Linked DNA regions of Homo sapiens: region 1 is linked to region 2. The links are chromatin loops, found by intact Hi-C in ENCODE. Cell type or tissue: HCT116. All regions are shown on one strand.

The links. Hi-C counts contacts between places; a loop is a spot of excess contacts. Peaks named below come from ENCODE experiments on the same cell type or tissue, not always from the same donor. Only the 100,000 strongest peaks of a DNase experiment are listed, where the experiment ranks them.
Region 1: it touches region 2 in a loop (12-fold over the local background); 17 of 110 quality-filtered maps call a loop at or near these places.

What each region holds. Positions count from the first base shown.
Region 1 is chr1:153,748,549-153,751,048 of GRCh38, reverse strand. INTS3 (integrator complex subunit 3) reads right to left here. Exons shown (of 30, transcript NM_023015.5): 6 at 2,294-2,360. Among named protein-coding and RNA genes, the nearest start is that of INTS3, 22 kb to the right of the region's middle. In HCT116, a CTCF peak has its summit at 1,446 (motif pointing right); a DNase peak (open chromatin) is centred at 1,458.
Region 2 is chr1:153,351,607-153,354,106 of GRCh38, reverse strand. No RefSeq gene overlaps it. Among named protein-coding and RNA genes, the nearest start is that of PGLYRP4, 4.0 kb to the right of the region's middle. RefSeq lists silencers at 307-356, 1,382-1,431. In HCT116, CTCF peaks have their summits at 155, 354 (motif pointing left) and 1,490 (motif pointing left); DNase peaks (open chromatin) are centred at 366 and 1,466; H3K27me3 peaks cover 270 bases.

The DNA.
Region 1 (2,500 bases), 400 kb before region 2:
TCACCCTCCCAATTCACGCTTCTTGGGCTTGGCTACAGTGCCTCAGAAATAATTGATGATTTGACACTGGGAGTAGATGCTTTGATTTTTTGCTTGCTCACTCATGCTAGTATCTATCTTGGACTATCAACTGGCTAAGCTACGGACAACTTCCTAATTTTCTCTTCCAAGTGCCTATAAAGATAAGTGCCAAATGAAAGCAATCTCTTTTTACCACCTAACTACTTAGCTTCCAAGAAAATAACTCTCTTTGTTGACTCATTCATTCAAACATTTACTGAGTGCCTATCATGTGCCAAGCAACATGTGAGGTACTAGGGACAGAATTAACCACAGTATCTACCCAGGTCAGACTATGGGGAAAAGCTGGGTAAGTGTCCCTAAGTCAGTGGTTCTTAAGTGTGGTGCAAGAACATGTGGGGACTGCCAAGACCCTTTCAGGACCTGGAGTTTTGAGAACATACTGTGCTAGCTCAGTCTGCTTATCATTAGCAGCTCACCATGCCACAAACCTTTCCCTGGCTCTATCTAGTCACTGATACACAACGAGTCCCCACTCCCACACAATGAGTCACCTGTCCTAAATCACAACCTGAAAAAAAGAACCCGATTTTGGGTGGCAAACTCCTTTTCCCATGAGTTTCAGAATATCCCTGAGGGAAAAGGGGGTAATGAAAGATTTGTTCCCAGTTGCTTTAAAAGGAGTAGAGAGAAAGACACAGTGGGGATATTCCTAAAACTCTAATCCTGTCTCTAAGTGACAAAATTGAGACGCTGTCTCCTCCCAGCAAACAATTTGTAATGGCTTTGGCCCCCCTGTTGGAAGGCAGGGAACTGCAGGAAGATGAGATGGTGTTTAATTAGTCCAAGCAGGCCACATCCTGATTCCGGAAAACTACTCAAGCCACCTAATTAAAAGACTCTGTGGCCTTTTCTTTTCACAGAATGGATACACTAGCCAAGGTTACTGGGGAACGTTTCCTCCCCTACCTGCTACCTTTTAACTCCACAGCCCTAGAAACATTTGGAAGGGAGTGAGAAGGAGGGTGTAGGAGAGGACACAGTTTTAAATTTCTAGGTATTGACTTTCACCAAAAGATGTAAGTTTTTTGGAGGGTAGAAAACAGGGCAGTTATCTGGCTGTTATCTGATGCCTGTACAGGAAATTCAGCTTTAAGGTATGGGGACAGGACGTATTTGGTACCACGAATAAAATAAGAAAAATCACTTTTTAGAAAGATTGCTAGCAAAGGTAACGAAATTACCTGAATCCTGGAATGGCATAATAAAGAGAAAGAAAGAGTTGAAAGGCCCCCTGACCCAGGACAGTAAAAAGGAACAAAGACCTATCTGGTAAGAAGAGACTGTTAGGATCTCACGTGCTAGTGCAATGACACCAATAACAGAAGTGGCTCCAGGCCCAGATGTGGCTGCACATCCGTGCCCAGAGCACTAGGTGGCACTGCACAGCAGACAGGGCAGGGCTCTCAGACCTGGGCAGAGCACAGCACACAGCCATCTCTTTCACAAGTGTGAACGTTGGGAGGAGGTCCATTCTTCTGAACTACAGATAGTATGGACACTATTAGCCCTCTCAATCATTTGACTACTATGGTGTCCTCAATCAGAAAAGAGACTTAGAAGTCAAGCAAGAGGAAGACTGAAACCAAGGGGAAAGCCTCACCTCCAAACAAGTTCAGATGTGGAATAGCCCTCATAAAATTTCTGGCCCTTTATTTTGATGGATAAGGGAAAGAATCAGCCAGAAAGCCCAATATGTACCCCCTGATGCACCCTCTACCACTGGAACCTCCAAACCCTATATGCAAACTCCAGCAGGATTCACTAATCTCTATTACCTGCTCCACCCCAACTGCCCCCTGTGCCACTTCAAAAAGAGCAGGGGTTGGATGGAGAAGCTTGCAGGGGAGAAAAGGATACCTGCCAGGCGTGGGTGTTTGGCTGGCCCAATTCTACTGAGCTCATTCCTCCCCAACTTCCCCCTAAGATAAACATTCCAAGGAGGTCTGGATCAAAAATAAACCCTTATCAGATGAAGCCAGTTTTTCTGGGCTATGCGATATTTTGGCAAAGACCTCTTTCCCATTCCTTCATTCCTTGGGCATTAATTTCTTCACTTGCCAACAATACACTTGTCTCTCCCTCTCCTTGCCTCCCCCTCTCTAACTTAAGGTGTTCTTGGGCCACACAATCCTTTCATCCCCATTTCCCACACCCACACTCCTAATGGCCATTATCTGGCCTGTACCCCACCCTTCGTGGTGGATGCTACCTTTGCTCTGTCAGGATATCCAGAACACTTTCTGCCAACCAGATATTTTTGGCTGTAACATCTCCACCTGATTTCAAAAGGGGAAAAAAAGAATAGCTCCGATTAGCAAGTCAGCCAATCCAATACATCTCTTCACCCATTCTGCTGGTCCACCCTGACTGCCATCCCATTACTGCCATCCCTTCACTGCTGAGATAAACTGCCTTC
Region 2 (2,500 bases):
TTTCCCTTCTCTGCAGCTCCCACTGTGGTCTTTCAGGGAGCTTTACCCCTCCTGTGTTGTAATGGGGGTGTTACAGCAGGCACACAGTGGGACCCGGACTGAGGGACTGAGCTGGTTTTAGTCCTTAGCTTTCTCAGACTTGCTGGTGGTCTTTAGAAGTGATTTCCATGTTCGGGCCTCCATTTTCTTATCCATTACATGAGGAGATTGGGACAGCTGACCCTTAGGTCATTTCTAGCACAGATTCCAAGTTTTGATGGACTCTTGGTGGGCTTCATGACTACTACTAGCCTCATGGCCCCTGGACACTGTCTCCTGGCTTACTTGCTCCACCTGCAGGTGAAGTCAGGTCCCTCTCCTCACAGGGACTCTGATGCCTGAGGCCCAGCCCCACTCAGGCTGCGCACAGCCTGCTGCCTATTCCTCCACTCCCTGTCTTCCTCCTTGCTGGGAGTCCCAAGTGCTCTTCCTTGGAGATCTCTGGGTACGGGTCTCCTAACCACAAGCGCCCTAACATCCCCCATTTCCCCAGTGCTCATTCTAGACTCTAGTGCATTAGGATGACTTACAGAAGCTATCCACGGGTAGCTTCAGACCATTGTTCTACCACGTTTGGGCTCAGTCCACATCAAGCTTTGACCACCCCTGGCATCCTTGTGGCCTCCCTTGACTGGCCATCCTGAGGTCTCTGAGGCCCTCTGCTGAGAGCAGCCGCACTCCCTGCCCCCATGCTGGGCTGCTCCAGCATCCACAGTGAGGACCCTCCAATGATCTGGCTTCTTAGACATTCAACCTAAGCTTCCCCAAGTCTGGACCTCTCCCCCTGTCTCCACCTTGGCTGCCTCTGCTCATCATCCTCCTAATTTCTCAGACATGCCACCTTCAAAATTGAGAAAGCTGGCATTCCCTTTTGTTGCCTGGCTTCTGTTGCTCCAACCCTTTCTCCTCCCCGATCTCTTGGGAACCTGGCTTTTGCGCTCACTATGTCCCTAGGTTCCAGATCTCTGCAGAAATTTTTGGCGAGTATCTCAGCATCTGGCTTTTGGCATCCTCTGCTCTCAGGACTCCCTTTGAAGTCCACAGCCCTTTGTAAAGAATAAAGGGTTTTCACACTCAGCAGGCATTATAATCACTGGCGTTTGGATCTGTCTCCCTCATTATATTATTAACTACTTGAGAGCAGTGTTCTCAATGTACTCATCCCTGGATGATAAGCTTTGCATATGAGTGACACCTGACAAATGTTTGCAGAATAAAATGAATGACTGGCTTGGTTTGGCCAGAACTTATGCTTAGGAGATGGCTATGCCCTGTAATTATGAAGGCGTTGGTGGATAAAGCTAGTTAGAAAAAAAAAAGACGTGCCACACAGAAGCATGAAGGTAAGGAAGGAAGTGGAAGGGAGTGATGGATAAAAGAGGTTGCTCAGAGACTCCTAGTGAGTGAAAGGTGACTCCGGAGTTATCAGAGGGCGCATGCTGCCACCTTGTGGCCTATCTGCATCAGGACAGCCTGTGGGATTCCTTTGGCCCCAGGTTTTTAATCTTTTTGCTCTCTGGACCCTTTTATATGTATTCATAGAAGTTATTGAGTATCCCAAAGAGCTTTTGTGGATTAGATGTATCAGTATTTACTACATTAAAAGTTTAAAAAATTTAAAATGATTTATTAACTCACTTAAAGTACCATTAATAAACACATTACGTATTACCACGTTTTTAAACAATTAAAAATAATTATATATATATGTCAAAAGCTAGTGAGAAGAGTGTTTTTTTTTCACATTTTTGCAGACCTTTTTACTGTATGGCTTCAAAGAAGACAGCTGGTTTATCACATCTACTTCTGCATACAAGGTATTGCTGTATGTTGCTTTGGTTGAAGATTTGAAGAAAATCCAATCTCCCACAGATAAGTAGTTGCAAAGGGGATGAATACATTAATAGCCTTTAAATATATAATTGTGGATATTCTTCTCTCATATTACATCAAAACCCAACAAGTGATGGTTTCTCAAAGGTTAGTTGCAACGTAAAGTCTGAAACCATATCAATGAATTATTTGTTCTCTGTTACATTAGAATCAATTGGTCCCTCTTAAAATTTAATGGATCTTTTATCCAAACTTTGTGACTTCATATATTGATCATTTGGAAAATATTGGTTGACTGAGTTATGTACGTCTTCTAAATGCTGACATCATTTATTACTCTCTATATATACATATTTATATATATCACACACACATATAAATAAACCACATTTGGCCGGGCGTGGTGGCTCACGCCTGTAATCCCAGCACTTTGGGAGGCTGAGGCGGGCAGATCATGAGGTCAGGAGATCGAGACCATCCTGGCTAACACTATGAAACACCATCTCTACTAAAAATACAAAAAATTAGCCATGTGTGGTAGCACATGCCTGTAGTCTCAGCTACTTGGGACACTGAGGCAGGAGAATCACTTGAACCCGGGAGGCAGAGGTTGCAGCGAGCAGAGATC